3 separate regions of the Homo sapiens genome follow, and all the other regions are linked to region 1. Evidence: chromatin loops called from intact Hi-C (ENCODE). Cell type or tissue: PC-3. All regions are shown on one strand.

Region 1 (8,000 bases):
CCTCCCTGGCAGCCCACCTGCTTGTCCCTACTCTCCCAACAGTAAGCCCTTCCGAGAGCATTTCCCCTGAGCCCACTCCTACCTGCTCCCCACTCCCAAACATGCAGCTGACAATCAGAATGAATTCAAGACTAGCCATCAATAGCTGGCAATGCCACCCAAATCACTTCTCATTCTTGCTTTTGGGTGGAAGCTTCCTGGAGACACACTGTTGGCCCAAGTGTAGCTTACAGCAGGGCTATGGACAGATGCTGTTGAATGGCTTCATGGGACTCCCCAGATTCAAACTCTGTATGTTCCTGCCTGGCTCTCACTAGCGTCCTGGTGGGGAGACATACAGGTCTTATTCAGCATTTAAGTCTGACTAAAGGTCAGCATAGTAAGTGGTTGCGTTCCACAGTGTCTTCTCCAGCATGGGCCAAGAATGAGAGTCACTCACTCCCTTCTGGAGCTGAGAGATGACCAGAGAGAAGGGAATTCTGTCCATCCAGGATGCCTGGTTTCTTTTCTTAACCAGACCCGGTGACTGGCCTTCTTCTTCAAGATTCTCCATCTCATAGCCTTGTCTGGCTGCTTCCTTCGCACCCTGCACCACTGCACAGACACTGTTGCTCTCCACATTCTGTATGCACTGCAGACACACACCCACAAACACATGCTCATACACACATAAGCACACACACATGTGTACATGTACTCGCACACACACATACTCATGTACACACCTGTACACACACAGTTTGGAAACAAAGACACTGCTACTGCAAAACCCTCGCCTCTGGGATGGCTGCTCATCCTTGCTTCCTAACAGACTTAGTAGAACTCAAAACTCACCTTTTCTTTTGGCAAATTTCTTTGGAGAAGTGGAATGGTAGTGCGGGTACAAGGGTGGTAGCATCAGTTGTTTTTAAAACTTGACAAAATCATACATAGTATGAACTCTGACCCCTACTCACCTGGCATTTCTGGTGCCTAGAAACAAACAAAAAATTGCAGCAGTACCATCTCCTAAACCATGCCCTCAGCTGGGCACCCAGCCCTCGTTCTTGTGCCCCCAGTGGCCTGAGTTTTTCCTTATATTAAGGAAGAACAATGTCAGCCTAGCAGCCTCAGCCAGGCCCTGAATTCCTGAGGGGTCAAAGCCTGACTTGAGATCTGCCTGGCCAAGTGTCTTATACAGCACTGGGCAGGCGTGGGTGGTTGATAAATATCATTAGATGGCAAGGGGGTGGCGAAGACCACAAGAACAGGCTCTTTCTTAGCTGCCTGGTATTAACTCATGCGGACGTTCTGGATCCTGGGAGAATCCAGATGGCCCAGGGTCTGAAATAAACAGCCCCAAGGTCCAAGTCACTTGTTGACAGTGCCTTTCTGGGAATAGGCATTTGGTAGAGTTTTTGCAGGAGAAGGACCAGGCCTTTGGTGGCTTAAAGGGCAGTGTTTGTGTCACCCTCAGCCTGAAAACAGGTGGAATACAATAGTTGCTCTTTACCCACAGGGGATATGTTCCAAGACCCCCAGTGTAAATAGTGCCAAATCCTATATACACTATGTTTTTTTCCCCAAACCTACATAACCTATGATAAAATTTAATTTATACATTAGGCACAGTAAGAGATAAAAAACAATAACAATAAAATAGAACAATTATAAGAAAATGCCAGCATCCCTACTCTTGTGCTTTGGGGCCATTATCAAGTAAAATAAGGTCTACTTGAATACAAGCACTGCCATACTGAAACAGTCCATCTGATAACCAAACCAGCGACTAAGTGGGTAATGAGTGACAGTCAATCTGACAACCAAGCAGGCTACTAAGTGACTAAGGGGCAGGTAGCCTAGAGAGCAGACAAAGGGATGATTCACGTTCCGGGCAGAAAAAGTGGGATGGCGCAATATATCATCACACTATTCAGAATGGCGCACAATTTAAAACATAAACTCTTTATTTCTGAAATTTACCATTTAATATTTTCGGACCACAACTGATCCCAGGTAACTGAAACTTTGGAAAGTGAAACCACAGCTAAGGGGGTGACCACTGTATATGAAGCCCATGAAGTGTTGGTAAAAAATGGCTCTACAAAGCAGAAGGAGGTGGAAGCCCTAATTTGGAGCATCTGCTACTTTCTGCTGTGTGATTATCCGTAGTGTGGCCAATTCCAGGTTAGAAGTGTGGCCTCACTGGGAGTGGAGTTGGGAAGAGAAGCTTACGGTGGAGCAGGGGTGAGCCTGTGTGAGCTGGCTGCAGTCCGCCACTATGTGAGACATTTTCTGGAGGACCTCTCTTTATCTTTGGAGCATCCTTCCTCTCCTTCTCCTGCCCACTTTTCAGACCTCAGATGAATCATCCCTTCTTCCAGGAAGCCTGCTCTGCCCACTAAGATGCAGTATGGACCAGCACGTGGAACTCTCCTTCATGACACTTAGCACGTGGAAATGGCCATTTCTTTGTGTGCTGACTGATTATCTTCCTGGCTAGTCTGTAAGCCCCGTCAGGAGGGAGAGAACTATGTATGGTTTTTTCCACTGTTGTATCACCAGTGGCTAGCACAGCTCCTGGTATGATGTTGGTGCTTCATAAATAGTTGATGAAAGAATGGAAGGAAGAAATGAACTGAGCCCTGGGCTGGGTGGGCTGTTACTAACACTGTGATTTTTAATCAAGGAACTTCATCCACCAGCTTTTTGGGTTTTTTTCCTTCTTTTTTTGCATTTATTATAAACAAAAGGACTGAATTATTTCCCATTATTCTTTCAACACTAGGATTCTATGGATTTTTGAGTCCGAAAGGACTGCAGTTCTTTAATGTTTGCCGTTGCCTCAGAAATGGCTCCACTTTTGCATGATGTGTGTATGGGATGTGTGTGTGTGTGTGTGTGTGTGTGTGTGTGTGTGTGTGTGTGTGTGTGTGTCATAGCCAAGGGCAGATGATAGAGCATGCAGGAGGGGAGAAGAAACCTTATAATAAAATGTTTTCATTTCCTTTTCATGTCCAAGGCCACAGGGTCATAAAAGAATCTGCCTGACAGCCAGCTCTGTAGTATTAGATTCATCCTAGTGATTCTTTTCCCAAAAGGCTAAAGTCTTCCTTGTAATTAAAACTGAAATAAGAAGCACCAAACAGATGGCAAGCCCCTTATGGGCAGGTGTAAGTCTTAAATGTTCTTACAGCCCCCAAAAGCCCAGAGTAGTGCATGCACACAGTGAGGACGCAGTCATACTTGCTGCAGAATTAGCTTGAGATAGACGTGGCCCTTGCAGTAAGAGTTCATCCTAACTACCAATTTTGGTGGACCCAAAATGTTTCTCCATTTTTCTGTTTGCTTAGGAACACAGACAAAATATCCTCACGGCATTTTATAAAGTTTTGGTACCTTTGATCATAAATGAGACAACCCTACAATTTGCTTCTCCCCAAGTCCAAGGACACTAGAGAAACCTTGTCTCTGGAATTTCTTTTCTGTCCCTGCCCAGCACTTTCTGGCAGGGCCCATGGCAAAAGCTAAGTCTGGGCGCCTTGCTCTTTGATGGTGCTGAATAAATTCCTTTCAGGGGGTACAAATCCCTTGCTTTCATGACCATCCCAGGAATGTAGGGTGACAGCCAGGTGGGACCAACTCCAGGCCCATGGTAAGAAAGGAAAGGGGCTGTTCCCTTTCTGTGCATAGCATGACATTGCCTTTACATGTGACAAAGCCACCTGGAGGCTACAAGGAGTGGGCCCCAGAAATCTGTGGGAGTGATTTTTGGAGGCTATAAATGCCCTCTGACACTAAGAGACCTTTAGGGTGGGGGCTGCACTGTCCCCCCCTAAATTGTGAAATAGTGCCTTAGGAACCCAGGTTGGACCTGTCTAAATAGTGGCTTGACCAGCGTAAAGAGATGACAGAGGAGCTAGCAAGGGAAGACTGGTTGTGATAACAACAACTCTAAAGTTTTTGAGGCTTGTGTGCCCGGAACTATGTTAACCATTTTATAAGCATTGCTATATTTAATAATTATAGCAACATTTTTATTACCCCCATTTTGCAGCTGGCTTAATGGGGCTTAGCCCACAAATGAGTGGTCAGTCACCATGATGCCATGGCGACGACCTTCTGCATTCCTTGCATGGGACTCCACTCTCCTGCCCTCTCACTTTGCAAAGACCTCAAGCTCTAAAACATTTCCATGAGTCATTGACTGATGTCTGAAATCTTACTTCCCAAGATTTTAATAATATAATGAGGATAGCTACCATTTGTTGAACAGCTTTTATGTGCCAAACACAGTGCTAAGTGTTACATATGTTCTCTTTTTACAATCACTACTTTATAAGGGAGTATTATTATTATTCTGGTTTTACAATTCAGGAAGCTGAGAATCAGAGGGAGTTTGTACAAGTTATTGAAAGTCACATTGCTAGCAAGAAGGAAGGACCAGGGCCAGGCTTTTGCTTGTTCCATTGTTGCTGAGTGGCATTTATTACCTTTCTAACTGAGAGAACTTGACAGCTGCTTAGAATCTGCCCCTGGGATGAGTATGGGTCTGAGCCTTCATCAGCCCTGTATTTCTTAGTAGGAATGAAGATCCAGAGATCATGCTTCAATGGAGCAGAAGTTTGAGAGTACCAAATCTGTGTCCACCAAGAAGAGGACCTAATGATGGAAGGGGATCCCAAAGACCAGTTGGCAGATGGGTTTTGTGAATGAAAAGACAAAGTGGCCTGTCAGCAGCTCTCTAAGGAAGCAGGAAGGGATGGTCAGCACAGGCTGTTTTATGACTTCTGAGGCTGTGGGACAGGCAACCTTATCATAGCCTCAGCCCTGCAAAGCACACAGTGCCCAGGCAGCTATGAGACTACATCTGTGGGAAAATCCATATTTCTATGGACTGAGTCAGGCTAAATTAAACATGAGGGTAATTTGACACATCTGAATTTCATCACCATTATATCACTCTGTAGACCTTGTAAATTTTCATAATGACATTTTTGCTAGGTTGGAGTAAGCTGCCTGCATCTTAGGTGTGTTACTTTAAAACTTTAAAACAGACTAATAAAATGAGGTGTTGGCCAGCTAATCACATGTAGTCATCTCCTCAGAAGGATCCAGGCAGCAAAACGAACCAGAGTTATGAGTAAGTGTCCTGAGGTGGCCCTGAGGGCACAGACCCTGACCATACCCTTTCTCTTGGAAACAGTGACAGGATGGCCAGAGCTGTGTACATGCCACCAGGCATCCCTCTCCTGTGGGAGACTGTGTGATCTGCAAACCCCAGAATTTGTATAACCTGGAATCCCGGGACCTTGGAAATATGATCTATGACCTGCCCTGCTCGCTTCATCTCCCTTAAGAACTGGACATCAACATCATTATTTTGAGATGGTACAAGGGGCTCACCTGGATGGAGGTGAACACCCACCCATCACCTGGCATTGCTAAGCACTGTTACATGTGGTGTTACTGTCATGATTTTCTAAAACTGAAGGACAAGATCAATGTTTGATGACGGGTCAGAGCATTTGGAATCAAGACTGTCCTGGAACTAACTGTGTGTGTCATAATGTCATGTTTCTCATGTGGTACCGGCTCTATATGGGTCACTATGTCTAAACAGGACTCAGTCTCTGCCAGGCTACATGAAAGGTTTGATTTTGTCCCTTATCTGCCTTCCAGTTCATAGCTTCCTCAATTGGCTCTTCACCCCAGGATGAGCCAACCTAGAGATTTTCTTCTGGAGCTGTCCTTCCCTGGCCCCTCCCTTCCCTCTATACTGGGCTCCATTCCTGACCTGAGCCAACCTGAGCTTCGGCTTCTCTTTCCTGGCCCTGCTTCTCTCCTACTCACTTTCTTTCCTGATTCCTCTCTTCCATCAGAGCCTGGACCCCTGAGCCCTTCAGCTTGGGTCTCTGTCCTATCACAGATTAAAATCCACAGCTGTCTCTACAAGAGGGCTACTGTGGGTGCATATATGCTTGAGAGGAAGCCCTTCTCCATTTTAGGGCTAGCTCATCTGGAGGAGTGGGGTACTCCGGAAACTCACAGGGCAGCCCATGGCTGGTCTACGCCAGAAAGCATTCCCTGAAATGCTAGATCCCGCTGATCTCTTCTCCTAACATTCTGTCATAGGCTGTGTCTGTGCTATCCTTGTCAATTATTTGTTGAATTACTCATTTGACAAAGACTTATAGAGCTCCTACTACATGATGAATGGGTCCCTCAATAAACACAGCAAAGTTCCTGCCCTCATTCATATGTTCTTGTGGAGGAGACAGATAATAAAATAAGAAAACAAATCATAAAATTAAGTATTAAAAAATAAGTAAGGCAGGATGGGGGAATAGAGTGGCAGGACTTGGTGGGGGTAGGATAGATATTTAGATTAGAATGATCAAGAGGTGATAGCAGACCTAAAAATGTCGATCAGAAGCTAACCATGTGAAGATCTGTGGGTAGGAGTGTCCCAAATAGAGCAAACAGTGAGTGCGAAGGCCCCAGGACAGTAACAAGGTTGGCATGTTGAAGACATTGCAAAAAGGTCAGTGTGGTCACCACACAACCACAACGGGAGGAGCGATTAAGATGCTGGAGACAGTCAGGGTCCAGATCGTATAAGGCAGATTTCCTCCACCCCAGAACTATCAACATTTTGGGTCAGATGATTTTTTTGTTGCAGGTGCTTGTCCTGTGCATGTTGTTTTGCTGTGCATGTTGTTTTGTGCATGTTGTTACTGGCTGCCAGTAACACCCCTGAAGCCTCCACCACCCCCTTTATGACCACAGAAATGAGGTGGTCACAGATATTGCCAAATGTCCCCTAGGAGAAAAATCACCTTCATTTAAGAACCACTGAACAAAAGCCATGGCAAGATAATTTCATTCTACATATAATGGAAATCCATGGGAGGCTCAGAGCTGGGAAAAACCATTGCAATTTACATTTTTAAAGGGCACTCTGGCTGCTGTTGGCCTAAAAGAAAAACAACAGCAGAGGCAGGAGATGCAGGAAGAGGTCTAGATGAGAGGTGACCCTGGCCCAGATTAAAGAGGGAGCAGTGGACTATAAGAAGTGATTGGATTCTGACTACATTTTGAGGGTGAAGCCAACAAACTTGCTGGTGAATTGGATATAAAAGGTGAGAGGGAAGGCAGAATCAAGTATGGTTTCTAGATTACTCTGTGGGAATAATTATGTCATTATCTAAAGTAGAGAAGACTAGGAGAAAAGTAGCTTGGGGGTTAAAAAAAATTCTAAATTTGAGATGTCCTTTAGACATCCAAGTAGACATGCCAGTAGAATATAAGAGTCTGGGGCCCAGGGGAGAGATCCAGGCTGGAAATGAACATCCGGAAGTCGTAGATCGTAGCTCATGCCTGGGGAGGATGAGATCATCCAGGAAGAGGGCGATCTAGAAAGGAAAGCTGAGCTCTAGGGCACACCATATTTAGAGGTTCAGAGAATAAGGAGAAGCCAGCAAACGAGGCCAGGGAGGAGGACTAATGAGGGAGAAGGGACATTAGGAGAAGAGACAGGGACATGTGTATTCCTGAGGTGTCCTGGCACTGTTGTTACATCTGCCTTAGACTGAGTAGTTGGGGAGCTCCTCAGGCATTCGTTTGTGTTCAATGGTGGTGGCAATGGTACTGAACTACTATAAGGTACTATATCCAAGTTTTAGACAACCAAACGATTGAGCAAAAGCCACCTTGGTTAATCTTTAAGAAATAAGTGGTACTGATACCACTTTATAGCCGAAGAAACTGAAAATGAGGGCACTATAGCAACTCGCTTTCCATCACATGCACTTTAAGCACGACTCCTGGGACTGGAACCTTGGAAAGCCTGTTTCCACATTCATGCTTTTTCTGTGGTGTTCTTGGCCTCTGCCTCACAAGGTTCCGCTCAATGCCTGGCACAGACCTCCATTCTGACCATGGCAGGAATACCTCATCTCTGCTCAAGTTTATGTGAGTGCATCTACATCTGCTACTGCGTTTGGAATGGACCAGGAGGA
Region 2 (8,000 bases), 54 kb after region 1:
GCTGAATGAATAAATGATTAAATGGAATTTCAGAGCATCTAATTTTACTGATGAGAAGATGAAAGTCCAGAGAGGTTTCTTGGCTTGCTAGAATTGCACAGCTATTTAGTGGGTGGACTGAGAGAGCCTGTTAGTCTCCTGCTCTCTTCTACTAGCTTCTCCAGGGGAGAGAGGACCTTTGGGATGGATCAGTCTAAGTAAGCTTCTGCTTTGCCATGTCAGACTTGATGATATCACCCTGATTCACTCTGTATCACCAGGGCCTGAAATGTCTCTTCTCAAGATGATCCATGGCCTCCATGTTGCTTCACTCATGAGCACTTCTCTGTCTGCATGGTACTTGACCTTTCAGCAACATTCAACACAGTGACCACTTCCTCCTTCTTGAAATACTTTCTCCTCTAGGCTTCTGTGACAGCACAATGACCCATTTCTCTCTTTTTTCATTGTTCATTCTGTCTGGTCTCCTTTGCTGACTTCTTTTCTAGCTGACCACTAAATACTTGAGCTCCTCAGGGATTAATCTACTCTACCAACACACTCTACTTAATTCCAACAAGTCCAGCCATTCAACTGTCATGTTTTATGCAAATGAGTTGGAAATCTATATCTTTTCCCTCAGTTCTGGATTCATGTATGTAAATGCTTACCTGACATTTTCACTTGAATGCCTAATATGCATCTCAAATTGGTTTCAAAACCCAAACTTATTTTCCCCCACTCTTCTACATTTCAATAAATGACATCAGGAATCTCCCAGTTGGTCAAGATAATAACCTAGGAATTATTCTTTTGTGATCCCTTCCTTAAATTGTAACGTCCAATCCACCAATAATTCCTCTTTTCTGCCTCCAAAATATGTTCCCAAATTTATTCGCATCATTTCTTTCCCACCTCCTCATTCTAATTCTTGCTTGGATAACTTCAATAACTCCTAAATGGCTACCTGCTTCGATTATTGCCCATATTCATTCTCCTCATAACAATGAGAATGATCTTTTAACAATGTAAATTAGATTTAATCGCATTTCATTTAAAACACCATCCAGCTTGGAAAATCTAGCATTTGCCAATCTCTCTGACTCTCCACACTCTTCCCTCCCCAGTAGCCTATTTCCCATTTCCAATCATCCTGAGCTCCTTCCTGCTGCAGTGTCTTTTGACCTGCTCTTCATCTAGATCCAGGACTAAATGTGTGCCTTTCTTCCCAGCTCTGCATTCAGTAATGTCATGTATGTTAGTGCCTGGAAATTGGCTGTTGTAATTTTACACCATGAAAATCAGCAAACCTACAAATCAAGGCTTTCTTTCTTCTCTTTTGAGAGCGAATTAATCAGGACCCCACTGCTCTTCCTTCAGCTTAACTCAAATGTTACTTTTTCAGTGAGGGTTTCTTTGACTACTGTACATGCAAATGCTATCCCCTTCCACCTCTAGTCAATGTCTAGTCTAGTCACGTTACCTTGCTAACCTCCTTCATAACACACTATTGAAATTATCCATATTTGTTTACTTGATTGTCTCATCCACTAAAATGTGAGCTTTGCGAAGGCAGAGAAAATCTCTGTTTTGTTCACTGCTATGTTTACTGTTCACCTAGAACAGTGCCTGGCACATAGTAGCTGCTCAATAAACACAGTTTGCGTTTTGAATAATCAACCCCTGTCTTGCTTCCACCAATTATCCTCATAACTGACCCTGGTCTGCTCCCTCTGGGTACCCCCTCAACTGTTCTTTTCAAGCTCACTACTCAACCCCTCAACCCTAGAGTCTTCTTTCTCAGATGTCATCATTGCTCATCCCACAGAGCATACAGAGCTCATTGGCTTGCTGCCCTCACCTACCTACAGCTATGCATACCATACTATCTCCCTTTCTTCCCACCCTAGAAAATGGCCTCAGCATTCATTAACCACCTGCTATACAAAGATAAGTACCATACTTCTTTTGTTATCAAGGATATGATGGGCTGATGAGGTACAGAGGTCTCTCTTTTTTCCTTTTGAGACTTCTTCCTACCTCCTGTTTATTCTTGGGTCTTGTTCTTACCTAATTATCTTCTTTCTATTCTGTAATTCCAAATTCTTTTGTTCTCAGATGACTACTTTCTCCCCAGCCTATAACCCTGTGCATATCAAGTCTGTCTTACAAACAAGCAAAGGAATTCCTTGACCTCCTCCCATGTTCAGCCTCTGTCCTCTCTCCCTGAACAGTCAACCTTTGCAAGAATCATCAATACATGCTGTCTCCACTTGCTTACCTCCTAGCCTGTCCTCTGGCCACTGAAATCAGGCTTCTCCTGCTACATCTTGACAGAAGCTTCTTCTAATACGAAGCCCATGAGGTTGTTACTTGTCCAAGAAAGTGGCAGAACTTATTTATATTCAGGCAGTTTCACACTAGAATTTCATCTCCTTATTCAATATGCCTTATTGCCTCCCTTTCATTTTCACCCAACACTGTCTCCCTAAGCAATCTACTCATGGTCTTGGTTTTAACTTCACTTATTATCCTAATTATTCTAAAATCCGTATTGTCAAGGCAACCCTTTCTCCTAATTTCACCTAACCTACTAAGGTGGAAATCTACTCCACTTACGTACAGACACTTTAGACTCAACTTATCCTGCCAAATGACTTCTTCTATTACATTATCCCACTCTTAATTTATTCATTCACTTAACCAGCATCTATTGAGTATCTACTACCCACCAGTAAGTAATAGGAATATAGAGGTAAATAAAAAAGAGTTAGTCCTTGCCACCAAAGAACCTAAAATCTAATTGGCACAAAAATATATATAAATACATGATTACAATGCAACATATTAGTTGCTGTAACAAGCATAAGTATAGTTTGCTATTGAAGCACTTAGGAGGGACATCTAATCCACTTGTGATTGGATTGTTAATTTGTAGGTCAAGAAAGTGTTGTTTTGATTTAGCATAATTTGACTAAACCATTTGATAAAATTTCTCTTATATATTTTTGAATAAGACAGATATTTGGCCAGAGATGAGTGGCTGAAGGAATATTAATGGGGTAAGTTGATTAATAAATTAATACAAACTTAAGAGAGGTAGGAGTCTTTGATACCAGATCAAGAAGCTCCATATTGAGCCCAACACGATGCAATGTTTTCATCCATGGCTTAAATGAAGACATAAAGGCTATGTTTTTCAGCTTTTCAGATGAAACCAAGCTTGAAGGGAAAACTAAAGTGTTTGTTGATAGAACTGGCAAAAATAACTCTGGACAAATAGGAAGCAGGAAGCAAGATGAGATTTAATTGCAAAGTCCTACATTTTAGATCCAATATTCAAATAGACAAACACTAGCTGTAATAAATATTACTTAACTACATATGAAAAATATATAAAAGCTTTGAAGTATAAGTTAGTTATACAAGAATTAAAGAAGAAAGGGGGAGGTGTGGCTTTCTCTGTATTACTACATTGGTCAGGCCATACCAGGAGTTTCAGGAGCTACATCAAAGGGGAAAATTGACAAATTGATATGGGTTCAGACACAGTTATCAGGATAATGAGGAACTCCTTAAGGAAATGATAAATCTTCATTTGGAGAAGACAAAAGAGAAGACGTGAGAAGACTCCTCTGTACTTATTCTGTGTAGGTCTAAAGGGCACTACAAATAGGTGGAAGTTAGATGAAGGAAATCTTTGGCTCAATTAAAGGAAGCATTTTCTAATAATTAGAGATAACTGACAATGAAATGGGCTGCCTTTTTGAAGAGCTGAATGTTTTAACACTGAAAGTTGCAAGCAGAGGCTGGAGAATGTTGGGTGCCTGGTTCAGCTGGTAGTCAGGCTTAATAATATCTAAATGCCCTTCTAACTCTACATATCTTTGGCTCTTCTGGGAGGACCTGAGAAGAAGAAGGAGAGTCACAAACAACACAGTCTGCTAACAGTGAAGGACAGACTTTGCATACATGTACCTTGGAAGGTGCATGTTCTTTGCTCAACCATCTGTGCACACAATTAGAAGCCACTATCAGCGGTGTTATCTTTAAATGTAAAACACACGACATGGATAAAATGTGCACAAATACATTTCTGCTTAAGTAGTCAACCAATAAAATAAATGACAATGGGTTAGAATGACTAAATATATATTTATATGTTTAAATAAGAGACCAGTTCAATTTCAACTCAAGAACACTTTTATAACCCGCTGTGAAAGACGGGGTGGTTTTTAAAAATTGTTTGGTCTTTGTGAAGAGAAGAAGGAAATTAAATGCATAGCACACTATTTAAACAACATCAAGGCTATGATTCAAGAAAACAAAAGGCAGGAAATTCGAAGTTGAGGTGTGATGTGTTCTCCTTCATTCCAGCTGCTATGTCCATTCACAGAGACAGCTGAAAAGAAATTTGGAACACTATGTAGGCACAGTTTTAAAATATATTTACTTAAAAGAAAACATGGCAAAGATATTTCATTCTATTTATGGGGGAAGGGATTAAACACTGACTCATCAGAGTGTCTTAAAAACATTTTACAAGTTCAGAAAATATTTGCCAATTCCTGTTTTACTTACCATGTGTAAATCGGCTGTGTTATTCAGAGACAGATTTTCTAGAAATTGATTGAGTTAAGTGAATCTGTTCAATTTCTCCTGATTTCTAAGGGACTGTGTCAAAATAAAGTATTTGTATCTAGTCTTGTTGAAAGGAGAGCAGAAATTTGAAAGAGAAAACAAAACCTACAGAGAGCATAAAATGCAGGGACAATGCTACCCCTTCTTTTCAGCACTGGTAAAAAGAGAAGGACGAGATGAAGGGATGGGCATATTTGTCTGCTGCCCACTGGATGATGGTATTCTGTTGTAAGATGATGGTTTTCTGTTGTAGCTAAAGATTTTGCTATTACTGATGTGGCCTGAAATCCCTGTCTTGCTTAACAAAGGGATGAGGGGCATGTTTTTAGAAGCCATAGACAGAAATAACATGGAAGAATAAGAACATGATGGATTTGAAAAGAAAACAAATCAAGAATCCTGAAACATATGTAGGGATAAGGCCTGAAACAAGGACCAAAGACAGTTTTGGTTTTTTTAAATTAAAAAAAAAAAAAAGGATGCTGTTAACCTGGAAGGACATATGCATCAAGCTGTCCAGTCCTAGGAATGGATTTGCCTTGGTCTATCCAGAGCCTCCATGGGATCCATCAAGCCTCCTTAGCATGATGTTCAAGACCACTCTCAAGCCATCCCAGCAAGCCTTTGATGCTCCTTTCCCTCATCCTGTCAGTCCTATCCTACACAACAGTCAAATTGGATTACGCATGCTTCCGACCTTGCTTATGTTGCCAACTCTGCCTAAGGTGTCCTTCCATCCTCTTCTATCCAACATTTTGTCCTGAGCACCATCTCAAATGCCACAAAACCTTCTCTTCTGTCTGCCCGAAGTCCAGGCAGCACACTGCTTTATTGTTGCTTAATTCCTTATTGTCCTTACATGGAAAACTATACACTCGTGGAGGACAGGAAGCATGTCTTTTAGATTATTTGCTCATTCTTACCATATTGTATTTGTTTTTGTATCTTCAGTAGTTACTAGAGTGCCTGGTGTATAGAAGGAGTGTACTATGCACTTTAGATGAGTAAATGGAAGATAATGATAAGATAACTGAGTTTATTATTCTTTGTAACACCTAGTTACAAGTAAAACATTGGTATTATGTTAAATGGTTTTTGTTTCAAATCATTAAAGCAAGTTTCATAAGACAGCAGTTTCTTTTTTTTATTTCAATAAGTTTTGGAAGAACAGGTGGTGTTTAGTTACATGAGTAAGTTTTTTAGTGGTGATTTCTGAGATCTTGGTGCACCCATCACCTGAGCAGTATACACTGTATCTAATGTGCAGTCTTTTATCCCTCATCTGCCTCCCACCCTTTCCCCTGAGTCCCTAAAGTTCATTGTATCATTCTTATGCCTTTGCATCCTCATAGCTTAGCTCCCACTTATGAGTGAGAACATACAATATTTGGTTTTCCATTCCTGAGTTGCTTCACTTAGAATAATGGTCTCCATCCAGGTTTCTGCAAATGCCATTATTTCATTCCTTTTTATGGCTGAGTAGTATTCCATGGTGTGTGTGTGTGTGTGTGTGTGTGTGTGTGTGTGTGTGTGTATGCCACAATTTATTTATCCACTCGTTGATTGATGGGCACTTAGGCTGGTTCCATATTTTTGCAATTGTGCTGCTATCAACATGGGTGTGCAAGTATCTTTTTCATATGACTTCTTTTCCTCTGGGTACACACCTAGTAGTGGATTGTTGGATCAAATGGTAGTTCTACTTTCAGGTCTTTAAGGAATTCCCACACTGTTTTCCATAGTGGTTGTATTAGTTTACATTCCCACCAACAGTATAAAGGTATTCCCTTTTCACCACATCCATGCCAGCATCTATTAGTTTTTGATTTTTAAATTATGGCCATTCTTGCAGGAGTAAGGCGGTATCACATTGTGGTTTTGATTTGCATTTCACTGATCATTAGTGATGTTGAGGATTTTTTCATATGCTTGTTAGCCATTTGTATATCTTCTTTTGAGAATTGTCTATTCATAATCTTAGCCTACTTTTTGATGGGATTGTTTGTTTCTTGATGATTTGTTTGAGTTCCTTGTAGATTCTGGATATTAGTCCTTTGTTTAAGACAATACTTTCTAGACTTCACTTTTTTTAAGTATCGAATGTCCATCGAAATAATATGTTATAAGCTTTAAAAAAATGAACTCTTGGGAGGAGTGGGGGATAATTTAGTAACATTGCAGTGCCATGAGGAAGCATTCTAAGAGGGTATACAATGCTGTGGATGCAGAGGTGCACCCCACTTCAAGAGAGGTCCCCACTTCGGGGAAGAACTTCTCCTCAGCCACATGATGTAGTCATCTGGCAGCCTCTAGCTGTCAGCAACTTAGGGCTGCCTCAGCAGCAGAGTTTCCCTGCTAAAGGTCATGCCCTTCCTAGGACTACCCTCAGGTACTCACTAAGTGAGGCGGGAATATGAAAGCTCTGTTATTTCAGCCACCCTGGTCTGCTCTGCTGGGCCGTATTTGCTCCAGAGTTCTTCGTTGAGTTGACCAGGATTTAATTGGGTCTATAATGTGGCTTGACTTCTCCTTCTCCCCAATCCTGCTTTCTCTCCCTTCCTTTCATAGGTATTAGCACCCCAAATTCTGCCTCAGTAGCTGCTTTCAGAAAGAGAAATCTATTACACATAGAAAGACCTGAATTGTCTTTTCCTGGTTGGCCAGGGGAGAGTTAAGTCAGGGAGTCTCAATTTAGGCTTAAATGTTCTAACCATTTGTGTCTGGGGTCATACTCACACAAGCTTATATTGCAAAGGATCAGAATATTAGTATTGTATCATTGTGTAGCACAGTCAGATAGAAATAAGTGTTAGGACAGCATTTTTTTTTTCTTAGTAGGAAAGCATTCAATATTTTACTGTTTTCATTGTTAGGTGTATTATAGGCTGTAGGCTTTTCCTATACACCTTTTAGCAGATTGAAGCCATTCCCTTTTATTCCTATGCTGCTAAAAACTTTTATCATGAATAGGTGTGGAATTTCATCAAATGCTTTTTCTGCATCTATTGAGATAATCACAGAGTTTTTTCTATTTTGGTCTGTTCATATGATGAGCGTTACACTAATCATTTCTAAATGCTAAGTCAAACTGACATTGCTGGGATAGAACTAACTTGGTCTTAATTTCTTATCTATTTTATACATTGCTGGATTGGATTTGCTAAAATTTTTGTTAAGAATTTTGACATCTATATTCAAGCAGTATATTGATCTATATAGTTTTATTCTCTTGTAATGTCTTTGCCTCCTTTTAGTATCAGAGCAATGCTAGCCTCAGAAAGTGAGTTAGAAATTCTTTTCTCTTTTTGTTGCCCAGGCTGGAGTGCGATGGGGCAATCTAGGCTTACTTCAACCTCCACCTCCCGGGTTCAAGCAACTCT
Region 3 (8,000 bases), 110 kb after region 1:
AACTTAGCCGGCCAGGAGGTTGACTACTGGGTGGGACCTTTTATTTCTCTGGGCCATGTTCCTCAGATATTGCCTGTTCACCAAGCCTTTAGTTGTTACCATGTCACAAAACCCCTACGTTTCCTAACAAAGAAATTTTTGCATAGCTTTCTCATCATCACACAAGATGGAAGACAGCCCACCCATGTGATCGTATAAGAAAATCACATGACTTGCATCTGTTCAGAAGGAGCAATGACATAAAGATAGTAGCTGTTTCTTGTGCTTGGCTTCAGTCGCTCTACATAGATCTTTAACCTTTACAACAAGGATTAAGGGGAGGTGATCTAAGGTAAGGGTAATCTACCTTAATTCTTATTGTAAGGATTAAGCTGCTGGGCTTGGATCTTGGCTTGATTATTTTTAAACTCTGCTATTCAGGTAGCTACTTAATTCCTTTAGTCTCAGTTTCATCATCTATAAAATGATGAAAATAGTACTACCTATCTAATACAGTTTTATGAGGATTAAATGAGGAACTCAGGTAAAACACATAGCATGGTACCTGGCTTAAAGTAAGAACTCCATCTCTGGTAATTATCATTATTTTTAAATATATAGTATGGCAGAGTGGGAGAGTAAAATTAAATGTATATAATATGGTCTCTGCCCTGGTGGAATTTATTTGAATTATAAATAGATAAGGCTCTGGCTAACAAGTGCCTACATCCCTAAGTTTTCAGACCAACCCACAGTTGAATGTTCTCTTCCTGCTTAGCTCCTGTGATTGGGATCTTTGAGGGGAGAGTGTTGGAGGACATCACTGGCCAGTCAGGTGGAGGACATCTGATGTCTACCCATGACTGCATACACTACAAATCATGAGGCCCACAAGGTGTGTCAGCTCAGATCGTGGGGTCATCCGTATTTACCCCTTAGAATGGCTTAAGTTATCAGGAAAAACCACAGTCTAATGGAGATGCCCTTTCAAGAAAATTCAAATCTCAAGGTAGATTCTGGTGGAGGAAAGTTCCAGTGAATGCCTTTATTGTTGCTTCTATTGTGGCTTTATGTAGTTAAACCCAGAAAAGTTAGAGTTTCCAAATATGAAGCCATAGGACAGAGGATAAGAAAGAGGAAAGAACAGAACAGCCCCTGGGGCATTTTCCACATTATTTCAGGATCCAGGTTGCTAGGTGTCCACATATGATATCTTCACCAGGAAAGGAAAGAAGTTGAACACACTACACACTCAAGACTTTTTTCAGCTATTTGTCAAAGTTAGTACCTTAAAGAATGAAAACAGAGGCAAAGATAGCGCTGCTGGAATTTTATATTCAGAATCCACCCAAAACAGAAATATCTGGGCAACCATGGTCTATAGAGTTATTCTTACATCTGAGTCATGAGGCTACTCAACCCAAGGGAGGTCTCTATAGGCCACTGAGATGTCTGAACTGCTCTTTTCACCAGCAATAAGGAGGAATGATTCTGCATTAGATGGGTCAGTGAACACTTCAAAGGGCTCTATCTCTGTATCTCTTCTCACTCTCTACATTCTTCCTAAGTGAAGTCATCCACTTCCTTGGATTTACCTATCACATATGATACGTTTTGAAAAATGTAGATACCACAGTCAAAGAAAAACTCTGTATAACCCACCAAAATGCCTCTCCTATCTCCAGACCCATTGGATCAGTGACAAATTCTTTCAGCTGCAAATAAGAAAAATAAAACTCAATTTACAGGTGTGTGACAGAGACTGCTAGTTGTTCACCAAAATTCATCCTTTCATAGAAGCTGGAATATGGTTTCCTGGTTACCATACATTTCCCAGCTTGCCTTGCAGTTAGATGTGGCCAGTTCTTCCAATGGAATGTGAATGGGAGTCATATGTTTGGCCCGTAAAACCTCCCAAAAGAGTAGCTCTATCCTCATCCCCCTCTGACTAACTGTGACTCTATGCCCAAGATGACTTTGGGAGCCATGTGTTATGAAGAGCAGGGCCTCCATTGGCTGTGTCCCTGAGCTTTCCACCACCTGTGACCTGTAACATCCAGCCTCAGCCACTCAAGAACAAGCAATGTGTCTATTGTGTCTGAGCCCTTACTTTTGGAGCTATTTATTAGCCTCATATATCCCATCCTTTAAAAAGCAAATGTCTAACCTAACAAACCATTTTTATCTTACTTAACAGGAAGTTCTGAGGCAGTAGATGGTAGCATTTATTCAGGTGCTCAAAGATGCCATCAGGGACTAGGTTCTCCCTTTGTGCTCCAGCATCCTAGTGTACTGACTTCCTTCTCTCACTCTTGGCTCGTGGTCACAAGTAGGCTGTTGCAAGGAGATATGTTGGATATGGAAGTTATGTCTCCCTTCCATGCAAGAAGAAGGGGAAATGGGCAAAAGTCCCTCTTTATTCTTCATTAGCTGGAACAGATGAGTCACTTGCCCACAATGTGACGAAGTGGCCAAAAGGAATGAGATTAGCACAGGTCATTTAGACCAGTCATAAGTCATCCATTGGAGTTGGGTCTATACCCTTCTAATATCAAGTGATCTCTGCTTTTAATGGAATACTTTGGGGTTCAAGCAGAAGGAAAGTGTCATATGGGAGATGATTGTTGTCTTGGTCCATGCAGGTTGCTATAATAAAATACTGCAGACTGGGTAGCTTACAGGCAACAGAATTTCATTGCTCACAGTGCCTGCAGATTTGGTGTCTGGTGAGGGCCCACTTCCTTCATAGATGGACATCTGCTCACTGTGCCCTCACATGATGGAAGGGGCTAGCTAGTTCTCTGCAATATTTTTATAGGGGCACTCATTCCATTAGTGAAGTCTCTGCCTCATGATCACCCCCAAAGGCCCCACCCCTAATACCATTACCTTGGGGGTAAGATATCAACATATAATTTGGGAGGGGGTAGGGGCACAAACATTCAGAGTATAACAGTTGTTGTGGAAGCAAAGATCAAAATCTGCTGCACTCACACAATCAGCTGCTTGCTGGGCCTCTCTGACACACCAAGAATCATCCTTAACACTTTACTTTCTCTTACCTCCATATCCAGCAATCACCGAGGCTGATTCATTTCTGTCTTGTGACTATCCCTCTGTTCTGCCTTGTTTCTCCCCTCCCATTCTCTTTCTCCATTCTCTGCTATAGCTGTCTCCAGTCCACTCCACTCTCCATTTCTCACACAATCCCTGGAAGGATCCTGCAGAAACTCAAATTTCACCCCACAACTCCCCGGGCTTAAATTTTCCAGTAGCCACTCACTGGCTACAGACTAAACTCTTGTGTGTGAAATCTAAACCCCTTTATGATGTGACTTCTGTCTTTCATCCACTAACCAGCAAAACCACATTATTGTAAGTTACACACACACACATACACACTCCTTCCCTCTCTCTTTCTCTCTCTCTCCTCTCTCTTTCTCTCTTTATGCCTCTATTCCCTCTTTCCAGACACACTTTCTTTTCCTTTTTGTCTGTCCTACCTTAAAATTTAGTTCCGTCTTCAAAAACCCCCTTCCCTGCCTATTCCCCAGTTCTGACTTAGGCCCTCTCCTATGTCTGCCCTGCAAACTTGTCATGCTTCCACCAGCACAAATGTTCTAAGCTATTCCAGTTCCTTGTCTATATGCCTGTTCCCCATTACCCTGTGTTCTGCCTGAGAATAAGGGCCATATCTTGCTCACCTTTGCAAGCCCAGTGTCTCACCCACTGACTGCCACAAAGTAAATACTCTTGTAAATAAATATAAAATAAAATCCTAAATCAGCTCAACACGAGAAATTTGAAATGAGTCTTTAAAAAATCTTTTACATCGGGGATGGCCATAAAATTTCATTAATATGTTTCATCCAGATTAACCAATAAATGTCTCCTGTCATAGTGTGCATTGTTAGAAGATTAATTGGTTGTTAAGTTGGGTTTCCAAGGACACATGATGAGTCACCGACAGATGAGTAAGGCAGCACATACTCCTGGGATGAAAGAGCAAGGCGACAGCGTTGAGGTCTTGCACCATCTTCATGACAGCAACAGTGGCCAGCTATTGGATGCTTACATCGTGAAAGCACTTTGTGTACCTTTTTAATTGAATTCTCACTATAACCTCATGAAGTAGGTGTTTCTACTAGCTTCATTCCACATGTGAGAAGACTAAGGCCAGAGAGTATGAGTTTCTTACCTTCATACAGCCAAGAGGAAACAGAGCCAAGACTAAAACCCAGATTTTCTGATTCCAAAGCCTATACCTCTAACTGCTCTATTCTCTTAACTTACCCAGGATTGAGAACTCCTGGAGTGAGAGAGTCTCCAACATCTCAAAAGAGGTAGAGATAGAAGTAAAGAGAATAGTCCTGCTATGGAACCACAAAAATTAAACATTAAATTAAATTCAAAAGAAGAAGTAAAGAGAGAAAGATTGAGATTAGGATTTTAGGGAACACTGAAGTTTAGCCTGAGCATAATTAGATGTATTCTCCTTCATAAGAACCCCAAGCATGACTGAATGATGGTTATCAAGCGCGTGGAGATCTCTGTGTGTATGTGAGTGAAAATCTGAGGACTTTTCTGCCTGGGGTTTCAAAAAGTGCTTTTGAAAAGTGGTAATGTTTTAGCTCAGCGCTTCTCAGACTTGAATGTGCACAGGGATTACCTGAGATGGAGATCTTGTCAAAGTGCAGACTGAAGCCCGCTGCAGCAGAGCCCTTGGGAGGGCCCGTCACCACTGACCTGTACAGACCCTCCGCTATGTGTGCCATTCACCCTCCCATGGCGGTGCTTCGCGAGAATGTTGGCTGTCTCAAGTGTTCTGTGCCTGAAGGGAGAAGGGACCTGCGCTTCATAAGTGATGCTTAGTTTTCTCCATATCTCCCTCCTATAGAAAACAGAAATCTGTGCATTTACCACAGTCATTCTGTGAAATAAGTAAACCCTCAAACCTGATTAGCCCACCGACCTCCAATGCTGGCTATTACTTCACGCTTTCATCACCCAGGAAAGTCTCCTGAAATAGAGGGGCCTGATAGGTGTTCCCTGAGCTGAAAAGCAGCTGAGTGTGGCGTCAGGGGCATGAGGGCAGGACCAGACACCAATACTGGGCACCCCGGCTCCTGACCAGGGCTCCGCAGCCTCCTCACCCTTGTGCTCCTTGGTGCTCCAGGGCAGGGCTTTCCTGCCAGGTGCAGCTGGGCCACTGCTCTGCTGGATGCACTGTACTCAAGTCCCCGATCTGCTCCTAAGTGTCCCATCGAGGACAAGAGCCCTGCAGGCTTGCAGCAACGTCAGCCAGTTAATGCCACACCCTTCCCAGGCACTCCCTTCCACGTGGAGTCCTCCATGACCTCTGTGGACAGCACTGTTTTTTCCTCAGCTGAGGCTCTTCCTGCTATATCCTTCTTGCTTCTTGCAACATCCTCTCCTCCCACACACTCTGTTTCTATTTCCCTCCTTGAAATCTTTGTCCTGGTCTTTGCTTTTCCCTCGTACTTTTCAGTCATCCTTTCTCTAATGACACCAAAGACCGAGCCATCTGGCCACAGGTGACCTATAGTTTGGGGCATAATTTGAGGCTATGGAATTCAAACATTCAGAGATCACAGGACGTTTTGAGGGGATAAATACTGGATGAGTTGCACCAAGGAATGGAGGAAGGAAAGATATATTTATTGAGTTCCAACTGCCCACTAGTCACGGGTGCTAGTTGTTTTCACTTGCTTACCTCTGAGAGGGAAATGGAAGCCCCAGGAGGCACAGAGGCTCACCGTGGTGTGCAGGGATTGCCTGCGGCCTTTGCTTCAATAACAGTAAATTCATCCTCTACACTTTGGCATATACATATGTTCTTGAGGGCTTCTTGGCTTCATGGTGACACCAGCAACATGTACCTGCTCTAAGTCTTAGTTTCATCCTCTGCAAAATGGGGCAATAACAGTGTCTACTTCACATATTTAGCACAATATGTGGTTTATAATAAACACTTAATAGTACCAATTAGTACTATTGGTGCTGCTGCTGTGTTATCATCATTATAACTGGTGCTCAAGACAAAATCATTACTAATAGGCTCCATTTGTTCATTCAACAAGTATTTATCGAGCACCTGATATGGTTTGGCTCTATGTACTCACCCAAACTTCATCTTGAATTATAATCCTGTAGTTCCTACCTGTTGTGGGAGGGACCAAGTGGGAGATAATTTGAATCATGAGGGCGGTTTCCCCCATACTGTTCTCGTGGTAGTGAATAAGTCTCACAAGATCTGATGGTTTTATCAGGGGTTTCTGCTTTTGCATCTTCCTCATTTTCTCTTGCTGCCACCATGTAAGAAGTGCCTTTGGCCTCCTGCCATAATTCTGAGGCCTCCCCAGCCATGTGGAACTGTAAGTCCAACTAAACCTATTTTTCTTCCCAGTCTTGGGTATGCCTTTATCAGCAGTGAAAAAATGGACTAATACAGCACTGAACTCTGTGCCAGGCGTTATCTGATGTAGAACAGTTACACCAGTCATGGAACTTACATTCTAGTCAGTGGGGGGAGAATAAATAAAGAAACAGGGCAATTTCTGGCAGTGAAAGGCACTCCAAAGGAACTAAAATTTTAAAAAATGGGCCGAAGAGGCTGGGGCTTCCAGTAGAGAGGGCTGCTTTGACTTGGGGTCAGGGAAAGCATTTCCAAGAAGCATGAGTGAGCCAAGACATGAATGATGACAAGGAGCCTGGCAAGCCGAGACCTAGGAAAGCGCACTCCAGCAACGGGAACGGCCAGCGAAAGGTCCTGAGATGGGAATGCACTTAGCATGTCAAATATGTTTCCCTAATTCCAGAAACTTTCTTACATGAAGAAGGAAGAAGTAGTACTTACAGAGGCTACAGGCACAGACTCTGGAGCCAATACTGCCTGGTTTCATCTCCAGACTGTGACCTTGAGAACGTTATCCAACCCTCTATGCCTGTTTCCTGATCTGCAAATTAGGAAGATGATAGTGAATATGAAATTAATTACACATGAAAGTAGTTAGAACTGCTCTTGGCATGTAACAAGCAGAGAAAACTACTGCTGTTATAATTGTGATGAGTGTGTAATGAATAGATATAAATCACTTGAACAATTCCTGGAAATAATAAGCAGTCAACAAGAGTTAGCTGTTGTTATTGGAGCCTAGCACCTTGTGGGTTTTCGACAGGGTACACACAGAATGAGGGGATCCCTTTGTTTCCTTGTGACGCCCTTCCATTTTGATCAGTGTAGTGGAAGGATTCAGCACATCATTTTACCATTTAACTTAAACATGTATCAATATAATCTCTGTGGTCAGGGTGACTTTCATTTATCATTAGGTCTGCCTTTCTGAATGCAAATAATCCTTTAAAAAATAAAAGAAAAAAACCAGAATTACAAAATTTAGGGTGTTATTTTAGAAACCAACCACTTTTTGCCCAATGATTTAACTACTGTTTCCTTATTGCTAACTTGCAAAGAGTGGACGTAATTTCTTTATTTCCTTCATCATTTCCTGAAGCTACTCATTCCTTTAGGAGGTGAGGTGCTGGGGAGAGAAGGTCAGTTCAACTTTGGTCACCATGGAGTTTGGGCTGGTTTCAACTGCTTCCCATCAATGTTTTTCTGGCTTCTGTAAGTTATTACCTATGGGCTATTGGCCCTGGAGACACCATAGTTCATGGCTCACATGGTTTGTTCCCATGCCAGTCAGAAAGTGCAGATTCTCCCAAACAACCATCAAGAACTGGGTGTTATGGACTCAGGCCAAGAGGGTTCCAGCTGAGGCTACTATGGTGCAGGTCTACATTAGCAGGAGACCCTGGTGGTGTTCTTCTGCTTAGGGGACCCTACCCAGGGGTGGAGCCACCAGGCCTGGGCACCAGCACTCGTTGGGCAGCCTCCCATTCCAACTGCTTGGCCCTTCATAGGGAAACTGATTTTACAGTTTCTCTATTTGGGACATCAAGATAGGTTGCCATGGAAAAATGACATCTTCTAATTAAAA

Evidence for each region. Peaks named below come from ENCODE experiments on the same cell type or tissue, not always from the same donor. Only the 100,000 strongest peaks of a DNase experiment are listed, where the experiment ranks them.
Region 2: it touches region 1 in a loop (5-fold over the local background); 2 of 110 quality-filtered maps call a loop at or near these places.
Region 3: a loop joins it to region 1, with 2.9 times the contacts of the local background. A loop is called at or near these places in 9 of 110 quality-filtered maps.

The regions. Positions count from the first base shown.
Region 1 is chr1:115,318,714-115,326,713 of GRCh38, forward strand. All of the region lies in intron 1 of NGF (nerve growth factor), which reads right to left. All of the region lies in intron 1 of NGF-AS1 (NGF antisense RNA 1), which reads left to right. Among named protein-coding and RNA genes, the nearest start is that of NGF, 16 kb to the right of the region's middle. In PC-3, no CTCF peak of the experiment used is centred here; DNase peaks (open chromatin) are centred at 1,818, 4,838 and 6,178; H3K4me3 peaks cover 408 bases; H3K27ac peaks cover 3,665 bases.
Region 2 is chr1:115,373,174-115,381,173 of GRCh38, forward strand. No RefSeq gene overlaps it. Among named protein-coding and RNA genes, the nearest start is that of NGF, 39 kb to the left of the region's middle. In PC-3, no CTCF peak of the experiment used is centred here; a DNase peak (open chromatin) is centred at 298; H3K4me3 peaks cover 730 bases; H3K27ac peaks cover 1,472 bases.
Region 3 is chr1:115,426,994-115,434,993 of GRCh38, forward strand. No RefSeq gene overlaps it. Among named protein-coding and RNA genes, the nearest start is that of NGF, 93 kb to the left of the region's middle. RefSeq lists an enhancer at 4,614-5,114. In PC-3, no CTCF peak of the experiment used is centred here; DNase peaks (open chromatin) are centred at 1,928, 2,428 and 3,948; H3K27ac peaks cover 3,388 bases.